Regions from separate parts of the Homo sapiens genome. Here region 2 is linked to region 1. A link is a loop called in an ENCODE intact Hi-C map of the cell type or tissue named here. Cell type or tissue: CD14-positive monocyte. All regions are shown on one strand. Each heading gives the region's core, and the rest is flanking DNA. Links, peaks and the distances in the headings are about the cores only.

Region 1 (10,223 bases), core at 420-8,419:
TCCCCACATCCTTCCCAGCTTGCTCGCCCGGCCCACAGCAATCCCATTCTCTATGCAGGGATCCTGTCCACCTCCTCCTCACCAGACTCAGCTCCCTCCTTCCAAACATGCCGTTTGTTTCTGCTGATCCTTTGGGATGCCTGGGCTGCAACCCACATCCACGGGAGCTCCCCAAGGCAGGACTCAGGGTATCCCTCTCCAGCAAACCCAGCTCAGAGCTCTAAGAACTGAGGGCAACATCTCCCTGATGAGGCCTCCCTGAGGGTACCTCCCCTTAGGGAGGTACAGCCTGGAGGCACAGGTGGGGAAATCGAGGGTGGGCTGCCCATGAAGCAGGGCTCTGAGGCTATCTCTGGCTCAAGATCTCAGGGAAAGGTCTCAGGCAGCTGATCCTGGGGACTCATTCCCAGGGCCAGAGTGAGGAGTGACCCCTTCCACTGAAGCCTGGACCACACTTGGCTGCTAGGGGAAGGAAAGGAACATGACAGGCTGGGCCCTTGACTGAGTGAAGCTGCAGGGCCAAGCTCCAGGCTGCAGGGCCAAGTTCTCCATCAGTGAAGTGGAGGAAGGGGGACTGTGTTCTGAAGGGTTCCAGTCCATCCAGCAGAGGTATGTCACCAGGAGGCACCTTTGCAGGCCTGTTCTCTGCCCCTGACACCTTTAATGACTAGAAGCATCCCAGAGGAACGAACTTCTCTAAAAATGAGCTCTGCAAAGTCCCTTAAAGGGAGTCTGGTCCAACCCACCCACTTTACAGGAGAGAAAGCTGAGGTCCTGCTCAAAAAGAAGACTTGGCTCAAGTCAGACAGAGCCTGGAGTCACAGCATCAAGTCCAAACCCCCACCCTCCTGCCTGGATCCTGCCCTTGGCCCAAATCCTTCCCAAACAGAGAGGCAACCTCCTGCCCACCTCCTACCTCACAACAAGCTCAGATCAGGGGTAGGCCACAGATACTCAACCCAGCCTCCCCTCGGGCTGGCACCCTGGCAAGGGATCTCCAGGCTCAATGTGCCCAGCTGGAGGGACAGCGAGGTCCCTGCCCAGAGTGCTCAGGCCTTTGTTGGATTCAGCTAAGGCCCATCCAGGCATCACCACACCCTGCTGCTCCCCCAGGTCTGCCTACTTGTCTGATCCCACCAAGACCCCAAAGCCCACTATCACTCACAAGTTCTGTAGGAAGGTGTGGCCACCATCACTGAAGAGCCCACCTGTTGACAGGGTCTCCAGAGCATGGGGTATGTTGCTTGGCAAGAAGGGAACCAGCTGCAGGGATTGAGGGGTGTAAGGCCTCCTGACCTAACAACTGGCTTCATGATCCCCATGCTGTCTGGGCGGCCCTGAGGATGGATTGGACCAACCCTGCCCACAAGATAGCTCTCACTAGAGCTACAAAGGCAGCCTTACTGACCCATGAAAACTCACTGTGGAATGCACAGCATGAGAGAAGTCTGGAGCCACACATAAAGTTGTGTAATGACCAGACCAAAACCCACTGGCCCTGGGAGCCTCTGGACAGCTGTGCACCACTGTTTAGAGCTGAAGAGCCTCCCCACATGCAGTGCTCACACATCACACAGCACAGGGCTAAAGTTCTCCATCAATCACTCACTCCAATACTCTTGATCAGCCCTCTATATACTTGTCCCACAGGGTCACAGTTCACCCCGACGACAACATCGTCAGAGTGCCAGGATGCCAGGGATGGAGTAGCCATGGGTACCAGGAAGGCTTCCCGTGAGGGGAGGAGATGCCAGTACTTCCAGGACCCTGCAGTCATACCGTGTGCCCCGCAGCCTCAAGGCTCTGTTTGGTCTCCAGCACGGCCCGCCTCATGGCCGGGGAGGGCATGGTATAGTTGTCAGTCTCATAGTACCCCACACGCAGGGGCTGAGAGCTGGTGTAGACCTGGAGGGAAAACACAGGGGACAGGGGCAGGTCAGGAGAAGACAACCCTAGGCAGGACCCCTAGAGATCAGAGAAACTACTCAGCCCCAGACACAGCTGCGAGGCTGCAGTCAGCGAGGCCAGCCCCTTCTGCATCTGACCCTTTCATAAAACACCTTCACAGTGACTCAGGTGGGCAGAGCAAGGATAAGGATTCCTACTGGTCATATGAGGAAACTGAGGCTTGAGGTCTCAATAGGGAGATTAGGTGGGACTGGGACTTGCCCAAAGCTACCCAATGCAGAGTGACAAGACAGGTCTGGAATGCAGGCATCCTGTCTTCTGAGCTGAGGCTCTCCACCACCTGTCCTGGCTCTCATGATAAACTGTTCCAGACTTCCAGACAGGGACCTCATCTCCTCCTCTCCTCCGAGGAAGGACTTCACGGCTGCCTATCCCCGTGGGTTCGGTTAGAATATCTCCCTCTGCCTGGGGAGGGGGAGTTCACCCTACCCAGCCCAGATCTGCCCTGCTGCCCCACTCCCAAGAAACACCAAGGCCCACTCTCCTTCCCGTCCACAAACCCTCAGCCTTTCCAAGGCAACCTTGGCTGGGGCGAGGGCAAGAGGTCTGTACAAGATAGACAATCGCTGGACTGCTGAGAAACGGGGCTTACGTCACACAGCTTACTGTCTACATTAACGTGACTTCACTCTTCCTCTGTCTGCACCAATCTAACTTTACAGCTCCTGCACTCTGTTGGAGTGGGCACAGAGGATGACCTAGGGCCCAGCACCTGCCTCACTGGGGACATCTGGCCCCAGCCTCAACCTGGCTGTTTCTGGCCTTCAACCCCAACGCACACAGAGACAGAGAGAGAGAGAGTACCAGGACCAGAGCACAACCAGAACACTCAAGAGAGCAAAATACTGGTCTCAGATGCCCCGCAGTAGGGGATGAGCTGGGAGGAAGATGACCACTGGCCACTCCCCCACCTCCTCCAAATAACACACATAACACAAATAACCTTCCGATTCATTCCAACTCTTCAACAGGAAGCATCGGTTGACACCTCTCGCCTCAAAATCCACACCCTGCTGTGCCCACCAATCCTTAACATGGGGATTAAGGATCTTAACCAATCTTAACCAACTTAAACCAATCTTAACCAACCCCCATGTTGAAAGATCCACCTTAAACCAGACTTCAAAATCTCAGCAGATCTCCCCACCCTTCCTGCCCTCTGAGATGATCCTAAGGCTTTGCAAGACAGTGCTGCCTCGCCACAGAAAGCAACAAGCCCAGCCTGTCTCAGCAACAGGCTGCTGTGGTGGTATTTTGGGGAGCAGCACACCACGCTGCTTGCAGACCCTGGCTCACGTAGCAGCAAGTCTGGCAGGAACAGGCTACATGAGCTGGGGTCTGCAGGCAGCGTGGCGTGCTGCTCCCAAAATGTGGACAGGAATACTGTTAGAAAGGCTGCTGTTTGCTGAAGGTCAGCAGGCTGGGAAATGATTCCTGCATCCCTGGTGCCAGCAGCTGAGGCTGGGCACCTTTGAAAGCCTGTGGATTTCCGGCCGGCGCGGTAACTCAAGCCTGTAATCCCAGCACTTTGGGAGGCCGAGGCGGGCGGATCACGAGGTCAGGAGATCCAGACCATCCTGGATAACACGGTGAAACCCCGTCTCTACTACTAAAAATACAAAAAAAATTAGCCGGGCGTGGTGCCGGGCGCCTGTAGTCCCAGCTACTCGGGAGGCTGAGGCAGGAGAATGGCGTGAACCCAGGAGAATGGCGTGAACCCGGGAGGCGGAGCTTGCAGTGAGCCGAGATCGCGCCACTGCACTCCAGCCTGAGGGACAGAGCGATACTCAGTCTCAAAAAAAAAAAAAAAAAGAAAGAAAGAAAAGGAAAAAAAAAAAAAGCCTGAGGATTTCCAAATGCAGGCAAGGGCTCCATCTGGTGGCCGTCTGTGGAGGAGCAACCCGCCCTGGCCTCAGAGGCCTGGGGGACGGTTCTCAGGAGACAGGGGCTCCAAGGCCTGCCCACAAGGCCTGGGGTGGCTGTCTGGGTTCAGCGGTCCACATTCATGCCCACCCAGCCCTGCTCACCTCTTCTCTGAAGGGCAAGGGAGGCACAGTGGGGTCCAAGCGGAACATGTCCTCACACAGCAGGGCTCGCAGGCACAGTGCCAGGCTCTCCACGTCCCGGGCCATGGGGCCCACGGAGAGACGCACTGTGGGGCAGAGAGGTGAGGGAGGTAAGCAGACAAGGAGCGAGGAACCCAGACCTAGAGCAGCCTGGGGGCCAGACACTGCCCTGCCACCTGAGAAGCACGGGCGGAAGCGGGTCAGGCCGACCCCCACCCTCCTCGGGGCACTGAGAGCACCACGGACCTCACCTGCCTCCTGTCCATAGACACAGCCCTTCAGGCCACTCTTGCTGGATAAGAAACATAAGATGCTGGAAACAGGAAATGGCCACCCGCCGCCATCCCCACACCCACAGAGCAGCTCTGAACACTCACCGCTTTGGAAACTAGGACCCACGCCCGGCCAGTGGTACTGTAATGCTTCCTCCCAGCAAAACCCCGGAGACCGAATCCCCGCCTGGAGCCCAGAGAGGTTGGAAGCTAGGCCAAGGTCACACAGCGAGGGGCCCAGAAGCGCCCTCCACCCACCTTACCTGAGGCGGTTCCCTGTGGGCTTGAGGCCGCAGATGCCGCAGAAGGAGGAGGGGAAGCGGATGCTGCCTCCGATATCAGTGCCTAAGCCCAGGGGGGAGCCTCCAGACCCGATGAGGGCCCCTTCACCCCCTGAGGAGCCCCCTGGGCTTTTGGAGGACTTCCATGGGTTCACGGTCTGGCCAAAGAGGGGGTTACTGCAGTCATAGCTGGAGGAGCCAAGAATGGGTCAGCCCGTGCCATGCTGGGACCGGTGCCCCTGCCCCGCCCCGCCCCACCCCAAGACCCAACCTGAACATGGACTGTGGAACATTGGTGTGCACGAAGGGCACGGCACCCTGCAGCTTCAGCACATGCACCACTACGCTGTCGCACTCCGCCGGCACCCCTTCATTCAGGCTCAAGCCCAGCGTGGAGTCCTGGCCCTGGGAGGAGGGATGGGCACCAGAAGGGAGTGAGTCAGGGCCCGTGGGCAGCCAAGGGTCCACTCCAACAACTGTCACACAGGCCAAAACAGGTATACCAGTGTCCCCTCGGAAGGCCTCTGGACCTGATACCTCCTCTAAGGGCCCAAAATGACCCAAGATGCAGAGCAGGCTGGCAGGGATGGAGGGGACGATGGAGGCCTGGCGCTGAGGCAGAGCATACCTTGTAGGTGAAGCACTCCTTGAGGCTCACAGGGACGCCATAGAGCAGGCCCTGCCTTGGGGCCTGAGACAGCTGAGTCTCACAGTCAGCCAGATAGGAGGTCACACAGTTGGTCCCTTTGTTCACTTCCCAGGCCTGAGGAAGGGGAAGTAGACATAAGATAAAAGGAGGCTGGCCTTTTTAAGAAATTGTGGTGAAATATACATCATGTAGAACTGGCCTTTTAAAGTATACCCAGGGAGAGGGGTAACCAGCAACATGGCCCAGAGCCTGGGGCACAGAGGATGACCTAGGGCTCAGCATCTGCCTCACTAGGGACATTTGGCCCAGGCCTCATCCTGGCTGTCTCTGGCCTTCAACCAGGACCAGGGCACAACCGGGACACTCAAGGGAGCAAGATACTGGCCTCAGGTGCCCCCCAGGTAGGGGGTGAGCTGGGAGGAAGATGACCACTGGCCACTCCCTCACCTCCCCCAAGCCACATCTCTGCCAGTGAGGCAGACAGAAACCAGACAGGGGCAGCGCCCCATCACTGGTCACACTGAAGGGCAACCACAGAGCAGGACTAGACCAGACTCCTGCCTCCCGGAGCCCAGCAGTCTCTCCTCAACCCCACGCCTTCCCCACATGTAGCCCAGTCAAGCCTCCCCTTACCCAGGAAATCTTGAATTTGATAATCAAGCCATGTGGAGTAGGAGCTTGACAAAAGGGAAGAACATGCTAATAGTGGAAATCTGCCTAGAATGCTCAAACCTCACCACACAGGGTCCTACAGAAGGAAAGGTGAGGGCAGAGTGAGATGCAGCTTTCAGTAAATATTCCTGCTCCTGGGGAGTATCTGGGGGAAACAGGGTGGGCTGTGTTGCCATATTCAGGCATGTGCAAAATCTGTCCCCGGGGTACCCGAGGCAGGAACAGAGAAGGCTAATCTAACCAGATAGACTAGATTAACTAGGAAGGGCAGGAGCCTTTCAGGGACATTGACAGGGAAGAAGCAAGACCATCTGCTGAGACTATGTACGTGCCCCCTCTCAGTGACACCAGCCCAGCATGCGCTCGCTTCCTCAGCTGCAGCCCCCACAGCATTGTCACATACACTGCACCCAGACAAGTTCACCTGCCTAGGGGTCACACTCACTGTCCCACACCCTTTCAAGAAATCATGCAGGCCACACTCAAAGCACAATTTGTCTCCTTCTTTCCTCCCTCCCTCCCTTTCTTTTCAAACATATTTCTTGAGCATTTATTACGTGAAATGCAACATGTTGAGCACTAAGGTTCAAAGACAAATGAGACAAGCTCTGTCCACAAAGACCCCCCATGGGAAAGAGATAGAGAAGACAAGCCTGACACTGTGATGAGAAATGTGCTATTAGAATGAGAGTAGGCCTGGAAGAGGAAACCCTACCTCAGGTGGCGAATGGAAGACGGTGCCTCCTGCTCTGAGCCCCGAAGGCTCAGCCAGGGGAGCCCGTGGCACGGACAGGGGCAAAGAAGAGGGAAACAGCCTTCCAGGTAAAGGAGCCCCACCCAAGCCAGTGCAGAGCTGCTGACACCCAAGCTCCAGAAGGCCTTGGCCAGAGGTGATGCCACACACAGAGGAGGAGTACAAGAGATGGCCTGAAGAGCTGGGGACACAAGAGGGCACCTGACCAGGAGGCTGGTGCTTGGGCATGGCGGGAGATGGTGGTGGCGGGCCAGGGTGGCCAAAGGGGATGGAGACAGGAGAGGGCTGGGTAAAAGAAGAGAACAGGCCAGGCGCGGTGGCTCACGCCTGTAATCCCAGCACTTTCAGAGGATCACCTGAGGTTGGGAGTTCCAGACCAGCCCGGCCAAATAAAAATACAAAAATTAGCCAAGCATGGGGGTGCATGTCTATAATCCCAGCTACTCGGGAGGCTGAGGTATGAGAATCACTTGAACCCGGGAGGTGGAGGTTGTAGTGAGCCAAGATCATGCCACTGCACTCCAGCCTGGGCGACAGAGCAAGACTCCCATCTCAAAAAAAAAGACGGGGTCGGGCATGGTGGCTCACGCCTGTAATCCTAGCACTTTGGAAGGCCGAGGCGGGTGGATCACCTGAGGTCAGGAGTTTGAGACCAGCCTGATCAACATGGTGAAACCCCGTCTCTACTAAATACAAAAAATTAGTTGGGGGCCAGCTGCAGTGGCTCACAGCTGTAACCCCAGCACTTTGGGAGACCGAGGCGGGTGGATCACTTGAGGTCAGGAGTTCCAGACCAGCCTGACCAACATGGTAAAATCCCATCTCTACTAAAAATACAAAAATTAGCTGGGTGTGTTAGCAGGTGCCTGTACTCCCAGCTACTCAGGAGGCTGAGGCAGAAGAATCACTTGAACCCAGGAGGTGGAGGCTGCAGTGAGCCAAGATCATGCCACTGCATTCCAGCCTGGGCAACAGAGCGAGACTCCATCTCAAAAAAAAAAAAAAAATTTTTTTTCTTTTCATTAGCCGGGTGTAGTGGTGCATGCCTGTAATCCCAGCTACTTGGGAGGCTGAGGCAGGAGAATTGCTTGAACCCAGGAGGTGGAGGTTGCAGTGCGCCAAGATTGTGCCATTGCACTCCAGCCTGAACAACAAGAGCGAAACTCCATCTCAAAAAAAAAGAAGGGAACAGACCAGACTTGTTGCCCAATGGGGTGGAGGCAGGAGGGAGAGGGAAGTCTGGGCTAAAAGCCAGGTTACTAGCTAAGACAGCATGCTCAGTGTCTCATACACACATACATACACACACGCACACGCTCTGGCTCCTTCCCTCCCTGGCAGTCCCTGGCACTGTAGGTCCCACCATGGCCCCCAGCAGGACTAACTCCAGGCCAGGTTTTCCCCACAGCCTGTGCGGACAGAGGGAGGGGAAAGGGAGGGGCTGGCCTTGGCTGGCCTTACCTTTCCCAGGGAGGGGCTGGCCTTGGCTGGCCTTACCTTTCCCACATAGGTGAAGAGCACGGCCTCAGGGGCCAGCTCTCTACTGTGTAACTTCTGCACCAGCTGAGGCAGGGGCAGGGCTAGCAGCGCCTCTGAGTCCAGGTCTGGGTTCTGTGGGGAACAAACTCGGATCAGTCCCCTACTCGCCGAAGTCTCATGGGCCTGCAGCAGACACCAGTGGCCCATGCCCCAGCAGCTCTGACATGGCCCAGCCTGGGCAGGCCCTTGCCATCCCTAGAGAATGCAGCTCTGTCTCCTCCAGAAGCTTGTTGAAGGGGTGCCCAGCGAGCCGACCTGCCCAAGTAGGTTTTTTTTTTCCTTAGAGACAGTGTCTGGCCGTGTTGCCCAGGCTAGACTTGAACTCCTGGGCTCAAGTGATCCTCCCACTTCAGCCTCCCGAGTAGCTGGAACTACAGGCACATGCTACTGTGCCTAGCTCCAGACTGATGATTAAACCACTACAAATATACACCAGCAGTGGCTGCCTTCTGTGTGCCAACACCACGCTGATGTCATCCATGTTTTGATTAAGTCTTACTGCCATTCCCATTGCACAGATAAACTGAGGCTGAGAGAGAGGTGCCTTCTTGCCCACCAGCCATCTGCCTGCACCTGACCCCATGCCATCCCCACACCCACAGAGCAGCTCTGAACACTACTCAGGGGGTTGCCAACCTCTAGCAGGGAAGGGCAAAAACAAGAAGACCCCATCTTGGGAGGCTGGGTCTGTGACTGAAGGCCACACCCAAAAGGAAGGGTTTACACATTCATTCTGTGTCCGGAATTGGTGGGTTCTTGGTCTCACTGACTTCAAGAATGAAGCCGCAGACCCTCACAGTGAGTGTTCCAGTTCTTAAAGGCTGCCTATCTGAAGAAACCACATTTCAGCTGTGATTTGAAGGATAAGAAGATGCCAGATGTGGGGAGAGACAGAGCTCTGGGTACCTTCTCTTCCCTCTCTGATTCTGGGAGAAGGCTTCCCCTCCTCCTGCTTCCATTCCTCCCACCCCTCCAACCCTGCTTCTACTCCTCCCCTCCCCCTAATCCCCCTACTCCCCTCCCCCTACTCCCCCTCCTCCCCTGGCCTGCTTCCCCCTCCTCCCCTCCCCACTTCCCCCTCTTCCCTCCCCAATTTCCCCTCCTCCCCTCCCCTGGTTTCCCTCCTCCCCTCTACCCTTTCCCTCCTCCCCTCCCCTGGCTTCCCCTCCTCCCCCTCTACCCTTCCCTTCCTCCCCTCCCCTTGCTTCCCCTCCTCCCCCTCTACCCTTCCCTTCCCTTCCTCCCCTCCCCTTCCTTTCCCTTCTCCCCTTCCCTTCCTCACCTCCCCTTGCTTCCCCTTCTCCCCTCTACCCTTCCCCTCCTCCCCTCCCCTCTTACCCTCCTCCCCTACCCTGGCTTCCACTCCTCCCCTAAGCACCTCTGACTCCAGGCTCTCCACTCATCCCACATCCCCCAGATCCCCTACCCAGCCCGAGGCAATGGAGCCCAAACCAGCTCACTGGGCTATTCCTGTCACCTGTCCACCTTCCCTGTCCTTCCTCTAAGCTCATCACCTGCCCGACTTTTGACCAGCTCCTCCTTATGTATCCTGTACCCTGTACTCAGGGGAGGCCCCGCCATCCATCCAGGTGTTCAGGAAATGAAACAGGTGTCTTTCTGGCTCCTCCTTCCCACCACCACCTGCATCCAGTCACCAAGCTAAGTAGCTCTGAAAAATGGTCACCTCTCCATCCCCTCTACCAAGGCCCTCACCGGGCCTCAGACTCATCCTTGTCTCCTAGGTCACACGCGGCCACCCAACTGCTGCCCTGCCCAGGTCCTGCACCTCCAACCCACACTTTCCACTAGGGCCAGACAGTGCAAAACCCAACCTGGCCTTGCCTCTCCCCTTAAAATCCCCATCTCATCACACCACAGGCTCCAGAGCATATTCCAGGAGGTGCTTCCAAGCTGTGGTCCTCTCAGACTCATGTGCACCTCTCCCCACCCAGGCACCACTGCCCCCTCCCACCCCCCACACCCCAGAGCCTGGCGCCTGCCCTCTCCGAGCACATGCCACAG
Region 2 (10,223 bases), core at 973-8,972, 120 kb before region 1:
GGTCTGGTGCTGGGCTCAGGTGGCCTCATCTTTTCCATCTCCCAAACTCCTGGGTAGAATGTGGTGATGGTGTCAGGGGTCACACCCCAAAGAAGGGAGCAGCAGAGCCTTGGCCCCTTAGACAGGGTCTCTGGTCTCTAGTAAACCTTACCCATCCAGCTTGCTGAAAGTAGGCCCCTGGACCCTGGAACCCTGACACTGCCACCTCCCCCTGGCATTTGGGCACTGTGAACCAAGGAGCACCCACCCTGAAGGGGCTAACCACCAGCAGTCCCCCCAGTGAGGTGGGAGGAAGAGAGGGAGAAGGGTTGAATGTCAGCCTGGGCTGTCTCTGTCCTTGCACACACCGTGAAAGGCTTCCAGTCCCCTCTCCTGCCCCTCCCCACCTTCCTTGTTTCTACCCCAACATGACCTTTGGGATTCATTTGGCTGAGAAGCCGTGGCTCTGACTTGGGCCAGGATGGTCCCTAGAATTAGGGCCGGGGTGAGCACTCCCCACCCTTTCTGTCTGACTAAGAGCAAGAGTAGCTGAGACTGGGGCCCTGACAGAGGTGAGTGGTGAGGGAGCTTCTGCAGCCCTGAAAGTCCTAGTGTGACTTTCACTGCCAGCAATGCTGGCCCCCACCCACCCTGACTGTGGCACACCATGCATTCCTGCAGTGCCTTACTCCTCAATAAAGCACCTTTGGAGTCAGTCCTCTGTGACAGTGCAGGCCGGGAGGGAGGGGTGGCTGTGGGGCCTCTGGCTAAGCACCCTGGGTTCTGGGGCCCTCCCAGCCTGTGGCTGAGTGCCTGAGCATCCTGGTACCAGCCCCTCCTGGAGACCTAGAAGGCGGCTTCAAGGGAGAGGAGTGTGTGACTATGAGTAAAAGACTGTATCTAAGACTGTGTGCCCATGAATGTGGGAACAGATGGGTCAGATTGGGGGACTGGATGAACATAGGAGTGTGACTGTGGGTGTGATTGCCTGGCTCCTGTAAGAGGTGGGGAGTGGCAGCGTTTGGGTAACAGTCTGACATCACACATGCATGTGGAGGTGTGAGGGCAGCAGTAGTGGTTGAGGGCATGGTCACTGAGCAGGGTGAGGGGAGAAGTGCTCCACGGGGCTGTGCAAAGCCCAGACACTGCCCAAGCTAGCTGGACTTGCCGAGTTTGGGCCCGGCCTGTGGTTCGTCCAGGTGAGGGGGTAGGTGAGGGGGCCAAGTAGAGGAATAGGGGCTGCCTTGCAAAAAAGAAAAGGGGTCAGGGGACTGAGGAGGAGACACTGCAACTCTGGGCCAGCCCTTCGTCTCCATGCAGGTACCTAGGCAAGCAGTGACTGGGGCACATGCTGACCCACTGCCCCCGGCTGGCTATGACTCCCTGCCCATCCACTCCTGGCTTCATCACCAGCCTCCCTTTCTGTTTCCAAGACAGGCTTTGCTACTACTCTGCCATGACCCAGACACTTCCCACCAGCCCTGGGCTCTTCCTTCCTCTGGCGCCATCTCCACCTCTGTCTCTCCTGCTGTCTCCTCTCCCACTGACCTAGAGAAGAGCAAGTCTGCCTGAGCAGGTGCTGAGCAGGCCATCTCTATTAATTTGCACGTGTCAATGGGCCTTAACCTTTGAAGCTCCCAGTACCTACAGCTGATGACCTATTCTCTGAGCTCCCCAACCCCACCCTGTATGTGTGTAAGGAAGGCCACTTCCCCAGGCTCCAGTCCTGTCTCTTCTGGTGCATTGGTCTGCAGCTTTAGATGCCACCTGCTGCTGTGGTAGAGCAGTAGGTGAGAGGGGCCACCGCTGATGCAGCCTTGGGGTGTGGTCAGAACCACCCTTCTCCTACCACCTTAGGATTCTAGCCCTGCAATGCTAGGCTCAGCCGAACCCCTCTCCCACCTGCTGTTAGATGCCTGGAATTACATTCTCTTTCCTGTTCCCCCACAAGACTTCCAGATCCTGTTCTGCAAGCCTGGCTGCTGCAGAGGAAGAGTGAGCCTACGATAAAAACTCAGGGCAGTGGGACATGGATCAATGGTGTGGGTAGAATGGATCAGGGAAGGCGGGACATTGGCTCCCTGGAGTCCCTTCCACTTACACCCCCAGCTGAAGGTCATCATTTGTCTTTTCTCTGCCCCGCTTCCTCCACGGGCACACCAGAAGAGATTTTCCAGATCCAGTGCCCCAGGGCTCACCTTCCCAACAGCTCCAGTCTGCCACCGTGGGGACTCCTCACTTCACACCCCTTCCCTGGGTGACACCCAGGGACAGGCCCCTCTAGGGCAATATGGCCAGCGAGGCCCTAGGGAAGCCCCACTCTCCTACACATGGTGAGGCTGGAGGGTGTGCTCTGTCTCACACCTCTGCAGGCCCCTCCCAGGCAGGCTTCAGGCCCTGAAAGGGCCTCTGGGAGGCAGGTTTCTGTTGAGGAGAGGACATGATTCTGACAGCACAGAAGCATCAAGCTCCCTGACCTTGGGGAATTTGAGCAGGGACCAGTAGTTCCTGCAGGGATGCTGCAGACCGGCCCTGGAAGGAGGGTAAAACCTTCCACTCCCACCCTAGGCCCTGAAAGCCTCAGAATTGAGGCAGTAGGGCCTATCCTCAGAGGCACAGGGACTGTGGTAGAGGACACAGAGCTGGTCCTTCTAAAGGAGGGGTACTCCCCAGGGCCTGGGGGCGGGGGGGCTTTAGGGTGCTACACGTGGTGAGTGGCCCCTGCCTCCCCAAGGAAACTACTGCTGGCCCGGACAAGGCAGCTCATTAAGGGAAATGAGGTTTCCCCCATGCTTCTCCCTCTAGGAGAAATGAGGGCAGCCACTTAGAACCTCTTTGTATTATTATCTTGAGATAGGATCTCTCTCTGTTGCCGAGGCTGGTGTGCAGTGGCACAATCACAGCTCACTGCAGCCTCAACCTCCCAGGCTCAAGTGATCTTCCCACCTCAGCCTCCCAAGTAGCTGGGACTACCAGCACACCCCACCATGCCCGGCTAATTTTTTGTATTTTTTGTAGAGACAGGGTCTCACTATGTTGCCCAGGCTGATATTGAACCCCTGGGCTCAAGCAGTCCTCTCACCTGGGCCTCCCAAAGTGCTGGGATTATAAGTGTGAGCCACTGTGCCCAGCCTTAGAATCGTTTTTTTTTACTAATTAATTTAAGAATTCCTGAGCCCTGCTATGTTCCCTGCTATGAGGGAATATAATGATGAACAAGCTCTCAGGGAGCTCACATTCTATTTGGAGGAGACAGACAATAAAGAATTAAATAAGTGAGCAAATGAGACCAAAAAAGCTTAGCTAGTGAACAGCACTACACAGAAAATTACAATAGGATGTTGTGATAGATAGAGGCACTTGTCGGATGGTTGGGGGTTTTTCTCTGAAGAGGTGGCATTTAAGCTGGGCTCTGAATGGTGAGTCAGCCATGCAAAGGTCTAGAGCAGGAACATTTCAAGCTCAGGAAACAGCCAGTGCCAAGCCCTAAGGTGAGAATGAACTGGCCTCTGTGTGTCAGAACAAGAAAGAAAGGCTGTTGAGACACAGATGGAAGATGAAGCTGGAGAGGCGGGGAGGGGGTATTGCTTAGCTCATGGAGGGCTTAGTAAGCCCGGGTGAGGAGTTGGGATTTGATTCTTGGTGAGATGGGACCCACTGGAGGGTTTTAAGCAGGGAAGTGACATGATCTGATTTATGATGGTAAAGACTGCTCCACCTGCTGTGTGGAAGTAACAGAGTGGCGAGGGGCAAGAGGGAAAGCAAGGCTAGGAGGGGCAGGCTAGGAGGTCACAGCAGTGAGACATATGGGCACTGGGACTAGGGTGGTTGCTTGGAGTAGACAGATTCTGCACCTCTTGGGGGAGTTTTGGGGGCATGAAAGAGAAGAATCCTGAGGAAGTTCTAAAATTTTGGTTTGAGCACCAGGGTGTATGGTGGAGGATCTGGATTTGGGAAAAAAGGGACATCCTGGTAAGGCAAAAGACCTGTTAGCCCAGAGGGACTGTCCCACAGAAACTGGAGCCACAGCTCTGAGTTCTGGAAGAGGAGGCGCTGGGATGGAGACGTAGAAGCTGTCGGCATGTGGGTGGTGGTGAAACTCCAAGGAGACAGGAAGACAGAGAACCCGGAAGATAGAATAGTCTAACTGCAGACTCCAGGGGGAGCAGGGAGCCCATGCTGCTGACTTCTGAATCCCACTCAGCCTTCTGTGATGCCAGGAGCCTTCTGATGAGAACTGTGGACTAGGAGTGGGGGATTAGGGAGAAGTGGAATGTGAGCACGAAGAGGCCAGATTCTGACTTGTTCACAGCTGTACCTTCGGTGCCCACCTGGCACAAGGTAGGTGCTCAATAAGCACCTGTGGACTGAAGGAGGAAGGAAAAGGTGTGGATCTCATCGCACAGCTGAGATTCCAGGTCCCGAGTAATACGGGTTTGTCAAGATGCCTAACTCTGGGCAGGAAGGGAGAAGATTTCATATGTCTGAGAGTTCCCCTAACCAATTGCACAGTTTTCTATTTCTCTGTGGGGAGGTGGGATGGCACGGGAAGGAAGGGTTGACTAGATCAGCGCCAAAGGACCAGCCTGAGGGCCAGGCTCCCCAAAGCAGGAGATGGCCAGATGGAGGGACCAAGCCTGAGGAAATCGGCACTGTTGGGGACTGCCACCAGAGGGCACCCCGGGCACATGGCAGGAGATAGACACCACTCAGCCCAACCAGACTGCACAATTTTGCCTTTTCCTCTTCTGAGGTCCAAGGCCCTAAGAAATGGGGGAAGAGGGGGAGTTAGGTCACTCAGATTTACTAAGTGACTCATCCAACCCTGGAACCTGACCTTATTACAGAGAGAGCCTGGATCCTGGACAGAAACTTAGCCTTTATCAAGGTCACAGATAAGTCCTGAGACTGCTTATAGACTAAACCCTGACCTTGATGTTAGACTGAAACCTCACCCCAGTCCATACTGTGTCCTGACCTTAATCATAGACTGAACTTGACCCTAGTCACACTCTGAGCTCTGACCCTGCCTGTCCATTCATCAAACACTGACCTTGATCCCAGACTGAGCTCTGACCCCAGTCCATAAACTAAACCCTGACAATTACCATATAGTGAACCTGACTTGCATGCAGACTGATCATGGACACACATTAGCCCTTATTCAGGCCATAGACTGAGCCCTGACCCTGGGAACAGATAGCGCTGACCCTGGTCCATACACTGAACTCTCACTCTGATCACTGAGCCTGACCCTGAATCTGGTGCCAACCTGAACTCTGACCCTGATCCATATGCATTGAATCCTGACCCTGGACAACAACTGAGCTTTTATCATGGTCACAAACTGGCCTTGATCCCTAAGACTTGCCTTCCAACACCCCAATGAGTTAAGGACCTTCCAGAAGAGGCTCTTGTGTCAGGCCAAGCTTTAGTCTCAGAAGGAAGTAATTCCTGGAAACACTTTTGTTGGGGAGAGAAGGAATTCTGGGTCTCCAAATGGTCCAGAAACTCCTCGGCCTTGGACCCCTAAGAGGCCAGGCAGAGAAAGGCTGGTTCTAGGTTGCCCAGGACATGAGGGAAGAAGGGCAGCTGGGTACCTTCTCAAGGTATCCCCACAGCCGTGGGGGCGGGGCCTCTTCTGCCTGCCTGTCCATCTGGGGAGCCTCCCGACTGGCAGCCTCTTCATCTGCACTTCGGACTCCCTTCTGCTCCACGGTCTGTGCTCCACCCCTTGCTAGCTTTCCAGGAAAATAAGGAGGGACATTCCATGCAAGGGGTGGAACCAGGCCAGACTGAAGGCCCCATGCCCCCAACCTGTGCCCTGGCCGGAAGAGAAGCCCCTCCCTCTGGGAGCTCACTTTGGCTGCTTGCTCCAAACAGGCGAGAAAAGGTGAATCAGGCTCAAGGCGGCTCCAGCAGGGCCTCAGGTTGACAGCGGCCAAGACATAGGAGCATGAGGCAGTTGTGTGGGAAGTCCCCGAGGCCCGAGTATGTTCCTGGAGTCTGCAGCTTGTGAAGGTGTGGTAGGTGAGGGCAAAGGACAGCATAGTCCCTCCCCAGGGCACACTGACCAACTTAATTTCTGCCATCCCCAGGGTTCAGCCTGGGTGCCCTCCCGCTGCAGGGCCCACTGGCCTCCAGGCTCACCTAGGGAGGCACCAAGGGCGGGGGTGGGGGCCGAGCCAGGGAGGAGCTGGGGCGGAGGATGGGGGCAGCTCGAGTCAAAAAACGCTGACGCCAAAGACAATGAGCTCTCCGAGGCTGAGGCAACTCATTTGGTCCCGGCCACGCTTTATTAAATTCTCATAAACCTGTCAGGGGGGACAGGGCTCGCTTCAGTTTACCTCATTAGCCCGACACAATGACAGTGGTGGGGGGACAGGCAGGGTGGGGGTGCAACAAGGGGAGGCTGGCGCTCAGAGCTGAGAACTGAGCCAGCCGGGAAGATAATTGAATTAAGTGGCTTTTGTTAATGGTTTTTAAGACTCCAAAGTGTAAATAACATTTAGGGGCTTTCTTTTAATGGAGCTAGGGTTTTAGAGACCCAGGGAGCTTAGGGGAGGCCCAGCCTGGTCCCTGCCTTCTCCCCCACCCTAGGGGAGCTCCCGAGGGGAGAACTTGCCGGAGCCGCCCCAGGGATGCATTGCAGTTAGCCTTGGGAGGACCAAGGGGACTTCCCCAAGGGAAGGGGACAACATCATTGGAGCCAAAGAAGCTGAGACAACTTCCTGGTGAATCTTTGAAAAGAATCAGTGTACATGAGCAAAAGAGGGGATGGATGCAGGGGACTGTGACGACCTACCCAGTCCTGGAATGCTGCTGTCGGACAAAGTGGCCAGGGACGTCTCTGAGATGTTGCTGGAAGTATGGTCCTGGCCTCCTGGGGTCAATGTTCATTCCCCATGAGAGGTTAGTGGGAATGGAAGGTACTGGCTGTGTTGCCAGCAGGTAGTGAGCTCCCCATCACAGCGGATGTGGGAAGGCTGTGAGTTGGGGTATCCCCAAACGAGGCAGTGGATTAGACTAGATCCCAGGCTTGCTGAAGGCAACTGGACTTGATCCAAGCTGTAACAGGAACCTGAAAAGATGGCATGGTGAGCTCACTTCTCTGGGGGCACAAGGGCCTCGGGGAGCTGGGTGCCAGGGAACAGGGACACAGACAGGAGTTGAGAATCCAGCCCCTGGCTTTCCTCAGTCAACAGCTTCTCCCTCCCTGCACCCTGCAGACAAGACCAGGTTGGGGAGTTGGCTGGATTGAAGGCAAAGGGCTCTGGGCTAAGATCCCAAGGGGCTGGAGGTGAGATGGGGCAGGGCTGGCCCTGGGCCAGCCCACAAAGGGTTAAGGTGCTAATCGCCATGCATGCGACAAAGGGAAGTGGGTTTTCTGATCCAGAAAGGATCAGTCCCTGGGACGCCCCATCAGGCCCTTCAGCGTGAAATTACACCCCAGCGGGGGTGCTACCCTCCCCCTACACACACATTACCCGCCGGGCCTGGCACAGGATTAGGGCCCAGAGTCATCAGCGTAATAGATCGCACCTCCCCACCCCATTCCTTCCCCCAGGAGCCTTCAGTCCTGCCTCCGGGCCTGGGCCAGCCTCTTTCCTCACATCTGTCCACCTGGCAGTTGCACTGCCTGGTCATCTTGGCCTCACTCTTGGTCTAGTCATTCCATCTGTCTCCTCCAGCCATGCATTGAGCCCCCACCTCACTCCTGGTCACAGTGTCTTCATAACCTTTAATCGGCCTGCCAAAGGTACATTCCATTGCTTATGTATTTGTTGTCTGTCTTCCCCCTCGCACATCAGGTGCTGTCCTGCTCAGCACTGTATTCCCAGTGATGGGGGGGGGGGGGCTGCATCTTCCACGCAGGTGGTGCTCAGTCAACTAATGTTGACTTCCCATCCACCTCACAGAGACTGGGACATGGTCCCTAAACTCTGGATGTTGATGCCGAGAACTAGGAGACTGTGCCAGGACAGAGCCATGTCCTCTGGAAGAGACAGGAGGCTGTGGCATGGCCGCTGCCTTGGACCTAGCCTCATCTCTTAAAGATGGCATGAGGGAGGCAGGCAGGAAAAGTGAGAAGGCCTGCAAGGACAGAGGGTCCACCTGTCCTTGGGTGCTGTCCCAGGAGATCCGCTCACTCCACTGCCCCAGGCTGCTGTGCCTTTGCCCTCTGATGACCTCTAAGCCCCATCTGCACCCCCAGCCAGGAGGACCCAGCATGGGAAGAAGCTCTGAATGGAACAATTGAGGACACAGGATGATATCACATGGAAGACAAAACCCAGCAAGACTCTTGGAAACCAAGGCTGCCTGAGAAAGGCACCTGTATGGACCACCCTGACCAACCTCTACACAGGAGACAGAGGCCCAGAAAAAGCCAGGGCTTGCCCAAGTGTACTGCAAAGCCATGGCAGGGCCCAGACAGAAGCCTGGTTCCCTGAGGTCCTCAGCAGAGCTTGTCCCTCACATGCTCTTCCCAGTTAATTTAACAAGTTCAGTACTGGTTGAACACAAACTCCATACCAGGCTGTATGCCATGCCAGCTTCTGCCCAGGGAGCCCCATCTGGCAGTGGTTGAGAACTGTATATAGTGGTCAGAGGCATCAAGAGGAGGAGGGGCATCTCCCTCCCCTGTGATAATCTGGCAAGTCTTCCTGGAGCAGGTGGCATGTGGCTGGGCTCTGAAGAGTGAAGCCTGTCCCCAGGAGGAGGGACCGGCAGAGCAGAGGTATCCGGGGAGAGGGCACGGTGAGTGTGTGAGGTGCCACGCCAGCTGGGTGACACACTCCACAACAGCATGAATAGACATGTTCTGTGTGGCTCCCAGGCCAAGCCAGGCCTGATAAGGAGGCTACTGGGTGGCAGATTTCAGACAACATGAAGAAGAACTTTCCAACAGCCCTGGCGTAGGCTGCCCTGGAAGGTAGTGAGCTGCCCACCCCTTCAGGCTTGTGGATAGGAGCTGGGTATCAGTGATTCCTCCCCGGATGGAAGCCGAACTAGAGACCGGTGAGAATGTCTATTCTGAGAAACTGAAGCAGAAATGGCCAGACTTCAACAGGCCTGGCTCTTTAGTAGGCGACCTCTCCCCCACACCTTGTCCATCCTCCTGGGCTCTGCAGGCCCCTGGTGGCTGGAGTGTGGGAGAGGGAGGTAACAAGGCAGACAGAAGAATGACTGCTTTTTCAGTTATTCTTCTATGTATCTATGGCTTCCACCCAACCCAGCAGGGTGGGGCGCTTAAATCAGGCTCAGAAGTTGTCCAAAGCCCCACTTAAAAAAAAAATAGGGACAGAGGGCTGGGCATGGTGGCTCACACCTGTAATCCCAGCACTTTGGGAGACCAAGGCTGGCGGATCACTTGAGCTCAAGAGTTCAAGGCCAGCCTGGGCAACATGGTGAAACCCCACCTCTGTCAAAAAATACAAAAATTAGCTGGGCATGGTGATGTGTACCTGTAGTCCCAGCTGCTTGGGAGGCTGAAGTGGAAGGATGGCTTGAGCCCAGGAAGGTGAGGCTGCAGTGAGCTGTGATCATACCACTGCATTTCAGCCTGGGTGACAGAGTGAGACCCTGTCTTTAAAAAAATGAATAGGGACTGAGGCCCAGAGAAGGGCTTTTCCAATAGCCCACAGTCCAAGAGGCAGGCTGGGGCTTGCAGGCTGCGCGGTCCTTTCTAGGCAGCTTACCGAGGGCAGACTGAAGGTAAACCTGAAGGAGGTGAACCTTTCAGACGTCTCGCGGGCCCTGCCTCCACAGGGGCTGTGCATGCTAAGGAGACAGCGAGGGGCGGGCCGATGAGCACCTGCCTTTACCTCCCCTTAATCTCCCGTGTCGTCAAGTTTCCGCCTCAGCCCCCTGTCGTGAAGCTTCTGCCTCAGGTACCCTGGATTCTTCCTGAAGCACTGGGGCTCCTGTGTTCTGGAGTTCTCTTCAGGAGAATCCTAAGGTAAAAAAGAATGTGTTCCCTCCCTCCTGGCTGCCCAGCACATGCTGTGCAGAGGCCAGGAGATGGGCAGGGTGACCTGGGAAGGACCCAGGCCTGCGGGTCTATCGTCCCGCTTAGATGAGACCAACAACAAAGAGCAGCTTGTACACACACTCACACCCACGTGCACCCACACACGCCCACACAGGCTCTTTCCAAGAACAGCTCTTCAAGCCTGGCTGCCAAGATAAAGGAGCCACGGGGCGGTCAACCCCAGGAGGAAATATCGCTTCTGCAACTTTTG

Evidence for each region. Peaks named below come from ENCODE experiments on the same cell type or tissue, not always from the same donor. Only the 100,000 strongest peaks of a DNase experiment are listed, where the experiment ranks them.
Region 2: it touches region 1 in a loop (4-fold over the local background); 73 of 110 quality-filtered maps call a loop at or near these places.

What each region holds. Positions count from the first base shown.
Region 1 is chr1:46,400,141-46,410,363 of GRCh38, reverse strand. It overlaps FAAH (fatty acid amide hydrolase), which reads right to left. Exons shown (of 15, transcript NM_001441.3): 2 at 8,160-8,273; 3 at 5,216-5,350; 4 at 4,859-4,992; 5 at 4,570-4,776; 6 at 4,286-4,326; 7 at 3,996-4,120; 8 at 1,780-1,905; 9 at 1,166-1,263. Among named protein-coding and RNA genes, the nearest start is that of FAAH, 11 kb to the right of the region's middle. In CD14-positive monocyte, for the core only: CTCF peaks have their summits at 3,639 and 3,846 (motif pointing left); DNase peaks (open chromatin) are centred at 3,863, 5,333 and 7,923; H3K4me3 peaks cover 2,520 bases; H3K27ac peaks cover 2,713 bases.
Region 2 is chr1:46,522,636-46,532,858 of GRCh38, reverse strand. It overlaps TMEM275 (transmembrane protein 275), which reads left to right. Exons shown (of 4, transcript NM_001396071.1): 4 at 1-693. Among named protein-coding and RNA genes, the nearest start is that of TMEM275, 7.8 kb to the left of the region's middle. RefSeq lists enhancers at 6,836-7,785, 7,786-8,736, 8,737-9,687, 9,688-10,223 and a cis regulatory region at 9,611-10,223. In CD14-positive monocyte, for the core only: CTCF peaks have their summits at 4,453 and 4,657 (motif pointing right); a DNase peak (open chromatin) is centred at 4,698; H3K27me3 peaks cover 3,214 bases.